Linked DNA regions of Mus musculus: region 1 is linked to region 2. Evidence: chromatin contacts called from ENCODE POLR2A ChIA-PET data. All regions are on one chromosome and are shown on one strand. Each heading gives the region's core, a stretch centred on a gene start or an enhancer-like site at or near the end of the contact. The rest is flanking DNA. Distances are from core to core; before and after follow the strand shown.

Region 1 (5,972 bases), core at 1,717-4,216, 480 kb before region 2:
TTTGACTTTTTGATTGCATATGACTGTGTGGGCACACACTACCGTGTGCATGTTATGGACTACATGCGGGGTTCAGAGGATCACCTCGGGTGCTGGTCCATCTTCTCCTTCTACCTTGTTTGAGAAAGGTCTCTTTGGTTTGTGCTGCTGCACATGGGCTAGTTTCTGGAGCTTTTCCTGTCTCTACCGCTCAATGTTTTCTTTGAAACCCTGGGATTTCAGATGTGCTACTGAACCTGAATTTTTACATGAGTTCTGAGGATACAGATACCCACCTCCTCATGCCGGTACAGCAAGCGCTCCACTCACTGATCCATTTCCCCATCCCATAATTCCTCTTGAATCATGTAGATCTTTTAAAGAATTACTGAAAAATAGAAACTTGCAATCGTCTTAAAAATCTTGCCATGTGTAGACAATGACAACGGAACAATTTTACCCTTGCTGACAAGCAGAGCCAAGCTATAACCCAGTAAATCCCGAGCTGTCGTGAGTTAGAAGCCAGGCTCCAGCCACAGCTCTGTCAACTACAAGCTATGCATATGAAATGTGAAATAATTGCAAGCTGTAAACCTTACAGTAGAGAGCCTGTATCTAGAACAGTTTGTTATGAAAAGAGCTAGCTCACCCTTTTTAGTTGCACTAAGAACAGTATATTTAGGTTCTTTTCAAATATAAATATCATCTTCAAATGCTACTACTATCACCATCTTTCAGGGTGTGATTTTTTTTTTATGAAGTGATGAAGGAATGTGTACACCTGTTACCATGTAGACATTTGCCTTTACACAGAACCCTGTTCTAAACTGTTCATTTGCTATTGTTTGAGGCACTCTTTCTTTCCTGCATCCATCAAGGTCTTGGTACAAAACAACAGAAATGATCGGGTGACTAATGAAAGAAAGTGGATGAATGCAGAGATGAAGATTCACAAGGAAAAATGGTAGGGTGAGGTACAGGGTGGCCAGAAGGATGAAACTTGAGGAACAGGCAGAGATCATGGGAGCACTGGGTCTGGCCACTGTGATTCAGGACTGCATGGTCCAGTCTCTTTAGAATGCTGCCGCTGTCATTGTCACCCTGAGCAGCCTCCTGTACAATCTATCTTCTTCTTTTGTTACTATTGGTTGAGTGAGCATTCTGTCCTAAGGATTGGAGGTGAATGGCAGATGGGACAAACTGTGGAAGATTCTGTCCCGGGGAATAGTCAGGCTTTCACGCAGTGAAAATTAACCATCAAAAAGATGGAGAGATACAGGGAGTGGAGATATGGTTCAGTGGTTAAGAGTATGCACTGCCCTTGCAGGAGGCCTGAGTTCAGTTCTAAGCACCCAGGTGTAACCCCTGCTCCAGGCAGGTCCCTTTCTCTGATCTCTGCATCTCTACAGGAACCTGTACTCATGTTCACAAGCCTACATACACATAATTAAAAATAAGTAACTCATTTTTAAAATATATGGAAGTAAAAAATAAATGACATTTTCTAGAAAGCAATCCTTTAGCTGGTGCTCAGCTTGCTGCTGCTGATGGTTGAGAAGCAATGACTTGGCATCTTCTACCTCACAAGTCCTTGTACAACCTACAGGGCCAAACCCAGAGATTTATGAAATCATCTGCTGTTTCTCCGAATTTAAACCTTTCAGGTGAGAACAGTAGGGGCAAAGGGATTGCTTCTCCGGGGGCTGATTACTGTTTGTAGGCCTCTTTCATTATTCAAGGTTCATGCACAGAAATAAAAATGCTAAGTGGCACTGACCTCCAGGGCATGATGGAAGAATACCATTAATGGAAAAACCCTTGGTGATGTATACTGAGCACTGCTCAGCAAACACTGACCCTGCATTGAATCTGCACCTTTTCTTATATATAGTGCAATCAAACATAAGTACTCGTGCAGTAATTTGCCTGGCTTCTCTTCTAAACCTTTGTCCAACTCCTTCCTTCCTTAGAAACGGAAGGTTCTTTAGAATTCTTGTCCTGGCAAGAATTCCCCTTCCATTTTTCCAAGTACTTTTTCTGTGCACCTTTAACACCAGTGGTGTTTTTTTTTTAAATAACTACATTTATAGGTCTTTATATTGCAGCTAGAAATGGATGTGGTGTCACGTGTCTTTTAACTCAGCACTCAAGAGACAGAGGCAGGTGGACCTCTATGAGTTTGAGGCCAGCCTGGTCTACATAGTGAGTTCCAGGCCAGCCAGAACTACATAGAGAAACCCTGTCTCTAAAATCAAACCAAATACTGGAGGACAGAGAGCCTTAAAGGAGACCTGCTTTGAATTTCTGAGGGACCTTGAGGCATAGAAGTGACACATGAGACAGGGACCTGCCAAATATCCTCCCATTCTGTGCTGGTTAAGCTTTTCAATTGCCTTATTTTCCAATCTGTAATTTCTTTTAACCTTGTAGTCTTAATTCTCATCTCACAAATCTCCTCTATGGAGAGGCCTGGCATAGTCCCGACATCCCTTTTGTGTTCTCATTACACATCTCTATCAGTTTACAGCAAGCTGACATTATCTTTTGTTTGTGCACTTGTATGTAACCAACTCCTCCTCATGCCATCCCCAGCCAGGGTAAGAGCTTAGCTCCTTGTGCTTGTACTCCTATGACATTTGCTGACAGCTGACTCACTGGTCTCTCAGAAGCTCCTACTAAGGCCCAGGGAAGTCAGGTGACTTTCTCCAAGCTGGCTTCCTAGGATACTGAACTGCATTATTCACACTCCCTGAGGGGCATCTCAATCCTCCTGGGATGAAGAAAGATCGTCCACTTGGCCACTTGAGGCCAGCAACAGCAAAGCTTGCTTGCTCTAGCAACTTTCCCTACCTGGCTGGCGAGGGAAAGCCTAGAGACTGAGAAAGGAGGGGCTTGAGGGGCGGGCCTGGATGCAGGGCCCCTGTTGGCCCAGCCAATGGGCTCTCCGGCGTAGGGAGACCAGTCTGCCCAGAGGAGGCGCTCACGTACTGTGCAGGGCAGAGGCAGAGCGCGCAAGCTGCAGCGCTCCCGCAGATCCTGTAATTGGCGGCGCCAGTCCGAGGTACACACGGGCCACCGTAGCTGGCACTGTCGGTAAGCCAAGGCAAAGTGGAGTAGGTGGGTTTTCTGGCCTTAGGGAGCACTCACCCCGAATCCGAGCTGTTGGTGCGTCCTCGGGCAGTGCTACTTCCCCATAAGCTCTCTCTTTTGTTAGCCGAATGTTGATGCTGCATGTTGGTGGGGTGCAGGTGCTCCGTGAGCCCGGAGTGCCACCCTCCGGTCCCAGGCTGCTGCTGCCGGTCCCTAGCACTGGTCCCTGTAGAGTACCGGAACCCTGGGGCCCTCAAAGCTATGACTACTGAGGTATTCAACCCAACATCCAGACCTGTCCCGGAAAAGAGCTTCCTCTGGGAAGCTGAGACCACAACAGATACTGGTGCTCTGCACTGGATCCCAGCACCTGCTCTAGGCAGGTCCCTCAGGACCTGTTGCCTTGGGTCTGGGGCTCAGATCTGTTGCGCAGTCTTCTATTTCCAGCTATCCTGAGACGAAGGAAAAAACCTTGGAGGGTTTTCCTGGCCAGGCTAAGACTAACACTGCTGGAGCGCCCTGGTTATTTATTCATGACTTACTTGGCTGTAAGCCAGACACTATGCTCTCAGCTCTAGCGGCCTTAAAGGAATCTCAGGAGTTGCTGGGGCCTACCAGGGATGATAGGATAGGAGGGATTGCAGTGTGGTGTAGTGCAGACAGCAAGAGGTGGGTGGGTCGTGATGCAGCCTGGAAGACACACAGAGACTGGAGAGTTTGCCAGCCTGAGAGCTGTGGAATCAGAGGCATCAGGGACAGGAAGAATTTCAGGTAGATTTTCCCATGTGCAGACGAAAGAAGTGAAGAACTCAGAATCTCAGCTAATCAAACAGCAGATTGCACAGTAGAACCAGGACTTGCAGATGGGACCTAAACTGCAAGGTAGAAGGGGCTAGCCAAAAATGTACACAATCTAGAGATGCATGCAGCCTGACAAGTTTATCCTAGGACACGGGAGGCTGGGAAAGAATTCCAGCTGATCCCACAGCCACTCTGCTAGCTCTGTGGACAGTGACTGGAGCTGGCATCTTCAAGCTAGTAAGTTGTGAAAAGCTGGTTTTCAGGCAACGTGGCTGCAAATACTCTGGCCCCTTAAGGCTGACTATCTGACAGGGGCTCTGTAACCCTAGCTTCTGGGCATGAATTCAGGCAGGGAGATGCTGTCATGTGATGCTTGCTCCTGTCATTGTATTGGAAGCTGTGGCCTCTATCTTGTCATCGGGGATAGCCCTTGGGGAGTTGGATAGAGCATCTGTGCTCACTTTCTGATGCCTGGTCCCTGTGTGAGAACTTCTGCCTTACCTGGGCTTACCTTTCTATCTTCCAGGGCCAAGGGGCTGCTGTTTGGGTTGCCATATAGAGACTGGTATAGCGGCAATAAAAAAGGCTCCTAGGAAGTGAGACCAGAAAGCCACTTCATCTATTTGCCTTAAAGACATTTTTGACCTTGTGGGTCTCTCTCTCTCTCTCTCTCTCTCTCTCTCTCTCTCTCTCTCTCTGTGTGTGTGTGTGTGTGTGTGTGTGTGTGTGTGTGTGTGAGGAGATTATTTTACCTAGTTGTCATAAGCAAGGTTCCTTGTTTAAAAGGTCAGAGATGCTAAGCTAGTCACTTTTAAATTGTTAATTTGCCTTAACCTAGAATGCCCAAGGAATAACATCTCGATGAGGGATTGATGTCTAGATGAGACTGCCCTGTACGTACATCTGTCAGATAATGCCTTTATTTGTCAGTTGATTCATGGGAAGTCCTAGCTCATGGTGAGCCATGCTCCTCTCTGATAGTGAGTCCTGGATGGTGTAGGTATGGAGGAAGGACGCTGGACAGTAGGCAAGTGTTTATTCTTTCTCTGCCTTGCTTGTAGCTATGATCCGCTCCCACAAGTTCCTGCCAGCTTGACATACCCCCAAAATACGGTCTGTAGCCTGAACTTGTGAATTAAAATAAACCCTTTCTTACCCAAGTTGCTTTGTGATATTTTAGCACGGCAGCTGGAATGGACACAGAACTGGTGCATGTCTGGGTACCAGTAGTTGCTCTACCGTTCAAGTGAATACACAGTGGGGGTAGTGGGGCCAGGCACAGGTAGACACTGGTCCATGACGGAGGGGAAAAGCAGATTCAGGCTACCCTCTGAGGCTTTCGAAAGCCACACTAACCAGCCAGTAAGTATGGTGTGCCCACCGAGGGGTTCAACTTAAGGTGTCCCGTCAGCCAAACAGTTTCTAAACAGAGACACATATATGAGCTATAAGCAGTCAGAACTCCTGGCTGCTGGACATTAGGAGGTAACACGCATCTTGGTCTTGTGGGGAGGACGTGGATGTTTTTCTACGCCATTGATTCTCTGTGTCACTGTATGACATTGGGAAAAAAAATGAGGATGGTTTGGACTGGTCACTTAGAATGTTTCCCTGGCTTTTGAATTTCTTTACTGCCTCTGAAAGTACATGCTGAGCTCGGCGACTTATTACTGTGAGACATCTTTACTAATAACCCCAGTGACTAGAGACTCCTACCGAGTGCTTGTTAGGTATGTGTGCCCTCTCCCAGTTGCCCCACAACATGCGGTGTTATTCTCCATTTTTAATAAAGAAAACACTTTTATTCTCAGTTGGTAGCCATCTCAGTGTTTTCAAGCCCAATGGAGTCCCTAGGAAAGTGAGAGTGACAGCACCCATCATGGCATGTCACTTGTTACACTTTAAAAGATGCTCTTATTGATGAGTCACTCATTAATCCAACCACTTGGTAATCCAATCAATCTGTTTGGGAGGCTGTGCCACACAGGGAGATACAGGTCTGTCTGCTAAGGGAGGGAGAGTGGTGTGGTGAGCACTGTGGACTTTAAAAGAAAATATTGAAGGATGGGCCGTTGCTTTGTATGGCATATAGGAGAGAAAGG
Region 2 (5,560 bases), core at 1,333-3,832:
AGTCCCCAGAAACAATCCCATATGAAGCCAAGGTCTCTTCATCTCCAGTGAGGGCATCCTTGTTGTTCAATGTAATTGCAAATCGGGTATCAGAACTGCCAAGAAAGATGGATGAGCATAGTAAGAGCTACCTACCAATATTCCAAATAATACATTTGGAATACATTAAAGTACATGCTATGTTCCCAAAAGCTCTATATAATATTTTAAAAAGAAAGAAAGAAAGAAAAAGCAGGAGACAAAATTACTTGTTCTCATCAAAAGCCTGGGTCATAGACTTGTAACTGGAGCTTTAGTAGGCAGGGAGGCGAATCAGTAACCTACACTTCACCAATTCTAAAGCACAGACTTTGCAGTACTCATCATCTCTGACCATGAGGAGCTTCTTAAACTTAACACATCAACCAGTTTAACCCACAGCTTTGCTTCCAGCTTTCCATCGTGCTGGGGCTTCAAACTCCAGTGTCAGGCTGGTGCATCAAACGCCTCAGCCAACCCGCCAACCCCCAACCCCATTCATTTTTCTTAAGACACATCCATTAAAGAGACATTACTGGAGTTAAAACTATTCCTACTCCTCAGGAAATAAGATGCTCTGATGCTTGCAAAATGTTCTGGTCAACAACAAGCTGAAAACCTGCCAGGGGCCCAGGGACACACCATGTCAACCTTGGCAGAAAGGGGACTCCCCAAGCAAACAATTCGTTCTGTAGATGGGATAAGGAGCGGTCTGTTTAACAGAAATGCCAGTTTTCCCTCCCACTTTTCTGAAGTGTTTTCCAAGGCCCTATTTTCTGTCATTTTGGGGGGTCAGGTGATTTTACCAAAAATAATACAATTCCAGAAGCTTGCATATATACATATATGCAATCTTTGATCTGCTTACTAGAAAATACTCTTTAAGAATAACAAATGTGTCACATGAACACATTTTAAAGCTTCTCTTCTGTTCCCTAAATGAACAAAATTTCAGAGAAATGAGTTTACTTTCACAAGCTGAGGCTTAAATTCCATCCACCTAACCAACTGCAACTGTGAAAACAGCATGCAAGAGAAACAGAGCTCTTGGGTTTCCAACCCTTTCAAAACTGCCCTGCTTAACTGAGAAGTAAGACTACTTGTAAATACCTTAAAAATTGAATTCTCAAAGTGTGAGGAGAGATAACTGTTATCAACATTGAAAACACTTGGTTTTACACCAATAAGTAACATGTGGGTAGGTCACCATTATATGGAAATATATATTATATATAATACAGCAACATATTTTCTTTTAATATGAAAAAATGCTCTTTTTTTAATGGTTTGGCTAACATTATTATCTTATTAGACAGGGTCTCACAATGTAACACTGGCTGGTCTGGAACTTGCTATGTAGACCAGGCTGACCTTGAACCCTGCCTCTTCCTCCAGAGCGCTAGAATAAAGGTGTAGCTCAGGCTCACTTAATGGGGGGATGGGAGCAGGGAGGAAGGGTGAAAAAATCTATTCAGGGTCTCACTTTGCTTAACTCCCTACAAATAAAGTGAAAAGGCTTATTTAAAATGCCAATTAATGGGAAACGTTTTTCTTTGAAAATTTTTCCCTTTAGAAGCCCCAGAGCCCATCTTTTTAATTTTTTTTTTCTTCACTAGTTCAAATTTCTAGCTCAGCACTTGAAGTGGGTCGTCCATACAGTTATCTCTCTATGTCCTGAAACTATCTTCTGCAGAAACACAGACGCTTCATCTGCAAAAATTAGTAATAGAACCCCATAAATTAGTAATAGAACCTAATCCTTTTTCAACTTGCCATGAAACTGTAAGCTCTCTAGGGTCATGCCTCTATTCGTGAAAAAAAAGCAACATTCTCACCCAGAGAATGCCCGCTGACAGGCGTACTTCCTGAACCCTTACAGTGAGAAAGTGAGAAAGTTACAGTTAGGTGCAGTCTGCCACTTGCACGCTCAGCTGTTTTTAAAGTTACTGTAGCCTTGGGCAGTGGCACAAATTACAGTGACCTAAGGTGTCAAGACTTTTGTCACCTTGAGCACGATGCTTTTCCGATTTAACCACTGAACTATCCCAACCGCAGAGGTAAACTCAAGTTAACACCGGGAGATTTAACGCAAGCCAAGCTTCCCGAGTTCCCTTCCCGCCCTCGGGGCCGCAGCGACCGAAACCCCGGAAGTGACTACTCACCGGGGAGGACAGCGGCACCCGGGGGAGGCTGGGCCATGGTCTCTCGGAGCCGGACCCCGGCCAGCACCCAGCTGCCGAGCGTCACAGTCACAGGCGCCCAGTGCAGCTACACCCGGGAGGCCCGGGCCTCACGTGACCGCTCGAAGCGCGCCATCCCCCGAGCCCCACGACAGCGACGCGGCTCACCTGAACCCCAACGTGGGCAGCAGGACCTGGCTGAGGTGCGCGCGCAGCTGCCCGAGCGTTGGCTCCGACTCCGGCACCTCGAGCGGCTGGGTCCGCTTCTGAAGCCGCACGCGCAGCTTCATGGCGAGAGTCGGACCGCAAGCTTCGGTCGGCCCCGGGAAGAAACCGAAAGCAAGGAGCTCCGGGCCTGCGCTCCCGAGGAATCCCCAGCGCTCGCCGCTCGGTCGACTACGCCCCCTAGAGCCTTCCGCTCGAGCGGAGGGCCGAGCGCCTGCGCTTCCCTATCGCTGGCTCGGCGCGCGACATCGCCACCTGGAGGCGAGGCGCGCACGGCGCAGGCGCTGGGTTTGCTTGGGCGCACTTGAGTCTCTACGCTTCTGCTTCTGCTTCTGCTGGGGTGAGCGAGTTTGTTCCTTCCCTCCCAGCAAGCAGGATCTTTAGCTCTGGAAGGAATGCTGCCAACAGTGTGGAGACATGACAGACGGCCCTAACCTGATGTCACTGGTTTCCGTGCCCAGAAATGAACTGCTCTATCCCTGTCATTAGAGTGCTCAGACCTGCCTGAGAAATAATGTACACAGGTCCCCTGTGATGACTAAAGAAAGTTAATGTGGAGCCAGGGATCCCTTAAGGGCTGTTGGATGCCTGGGAGGTACTAGAGACCTGCAGGTGAGATAAGAATAGGATAATGGCTGTGAGGATAGTAACTGCTGCCTTTGCTTCTTTAAAACTCACTATCGCTATGGGAAAGGGATGAAATGATCTTTTAATTACTATATAGCGGGAAGGTGAGAAACAACTGAGGAAAGTAAAACAGTTTTCCTGCCCAGCTTGTATTTCGTGGTAAGTTGTAATATACACCTTTCTGATGTCCAATTTAAAACCCCATCTTATCCTTAGTCCCCCTTCCCTATGGAATGCTGTTTGGGCTCTAAAGCTGCCTTCCTTCTGCTAGCAGTAAGCATAAACTCATTTTAATATAAATTTGAATTGAGCCTAAGTCTTTGGTTTCTCCCAATGGATTTGAAGGCCACAACAGTATAGCTCTTCACTTCTCACGATAAATCTTGATAAACCAGACTGCCTCCATCTCAGGCGTAAAAGCCATCTTATAGTAAAGACAAACTAGGTTTCTCAAGGATTGGGCTATGTCCCACCTGTAACCTTAGCTACAAATGGCTCTGTACTGCCCCATGCCTTTATTTTAAAAGGTTATTATGGTGACCCTGTTGTAACCACCTTGCAACCATGTCTTTGTTTCAAGAGGCTGTTATGACCAACTTGGTATGCTTATGTTCTGCTTCGGTAATACATGCCTATTTGCCTGCCAAATCCTCATCTGGAAACCCCCTACTCCTGAACTATTACAATCTTACCTTACCTATGTCCAGCCCATGTATACATACCAAGAAAAGCTTGATTAATTAATTTGGCCATGATGGTTTGGGGTTGATGGTCTTTCTCCTCGAATCTGTGGGACTGATTTTTTTTTTTCCTGTGGGATTAACAGCATTTACTTCCTTTCTTCCTTGGCGCTGCCCTTAGGAACTTGAAGCTGAAGCCAACTCCTTTAGCCCCTTCATGTTACCACAAAATTTAAAGCAGCTTTTAGTTGTTACACAGTGTCTTAGTAAAATCTTTTGCTGCATATCAATTGTCCTCCAAAGCTTACTAACCCACATCAATAAACATTTGTCGACCCACAAATTCTGTAGATTGGGAACTTGGGTACAGGGTGGTTAGGTAATTCTGTCTCAGGGTCTCTTGCCAGAGCTGCCTGAAGACTTGACTACACATATCATCAAACGATTGGCCCCAGTTTTTCACAGATTTTTTTTTTCCAGAAATCTACTTGAATGTCCACATAACATGATAATTGGATTCCCTGAGAGTAAGCGACCCAAGCATTACCAAGACAGAAACTGTGAAGTCTTTTACAACATAGCCTCAGAAGTTACATATTTATTTCCATCTTTTTTTTTTTGCTACAAGCCAACATTTTAGTATAAGAATATCAAACCAAAAGCATGAATACTGATAAATAAATCAGATTGGTTTGAGACTGGTTGTAATAGAAAACCAATCTTTATGAAAGAGGATATTCTTGAGCTGGGCAAAAAGTTTGAGACACATTCTAGAATACATGAGAAGCCACTGGAAAGTTGTGAGGGGGTCTCCAATATCACGGTCTTTAGTTCTAAACAGTGGAAATTGACTCTGGGCAACTACCCAGGAAGGGGTGAATTAAAGGGATGATATATGGCCCAGCAGATTCTAGGAAGGACTGGAGAAAACTTATAACCACACTGAAGACGTGTCCTGATTAGGAATATATCAAAGTTGGGTCTGCGGGAAATTGCTGTCACCACTGCTAGGGAGGACTGGGGAGTGACTGACCCTGTCTCTGCTACCCTCAGATTCCTTGTGGGTTTTGCTCTGTCCTGCACCAACAAAATGACAAGCTTCCAAAAGATTCTGTTTTCTCACCTTACTTCCCAATCAAGGGTCTATATGGGGTGCAATCTGACTAAGGAAGTTTGGGCCCCATACCTGAGTCCTCACTGCAAAAGAAACTGAAAATCAGAATCTGACTCCTTTTTAGGAGCTTATTAGAATTTCCCCAGAAGTGTAAGGAAGGTGTTCAAAATTTGAGAAGAAGCCATGAATTTGACAGATGTGCACTACTAGGGCCATGCTCTAATCTGAAGTATATATATGACTTATAAAAAGGGTTGGCGGGGGAACTGTTGTGGTAAATCTCCAACCCAAATATGCCCTGGCAATGAAAACACAACTCAATTAATATGAATACATGCTGTGCGCCAAGACTGGGCAGATCTACCGCTACACTACCATCTTTTCCATAGAAGAGACCACTTAGAACTTTTGGTTTCTCCAAGCCAAGTGCTTCTTCTGCTCCACTTTCCTTTTTCCTCCTCCTCTCTTTCTCTCCCAAAACCTTCAGCCCCACCTTCCCCTCTTACTCTGCCCAATCGCTGGCTCTAGCCTTTATTTTATAAATTAAGGTGGGAAGAAGGTTTACAGGAAATCACCAGAGTGCTGACTCATTCCTTGTTCGCAGCCCCTCACGGGAGAATGGAATTAACATCAAATGTAATTAGCCCCAGGGAACACCTGTAGGGCCTTAGCATTGTCTCAGGGGCCAAGGGGACTTGCTATGCTTCTTGCTATGC

Evidence for each region. ChIA-PET counts read pairs that join two places held with the same protein, here RNA polymerase II (POLR2A).
Region 1: POLR2A ChIA-PET joins it to region 2 with 21 read pairs in Patski. The contact joins the promoter of Syn3 here to the promoter of Fbxo7 in region 2. POLR2A ChIA-PET finds 5 or more read pairs at or near these places in 2 of 5 experiments (Patski and embryonic stem cell).

The regions. Positions count from the first base shown.
Region 1 is chr10:86,495,890-86,501,861 of GRCm38, reverse strand. It overlaps Syn3 (synapsin III), which reads left to right and starts at 2,966. Exons shown (of 14, transcript NM_013722.3): 1 at 2,966-3,072.
Region 2 is chr10:86,018,951-86,024,510 of GRCm38, reverse strand. It overlaps Fbxo7 (F-box protein 7), which reads right to left and starts at 2,582. Exons shown (of 9, transcript NM_153195.2): 1 at 2,367-2,582; 2 at 1-95. The coding sequence starts at 2,488.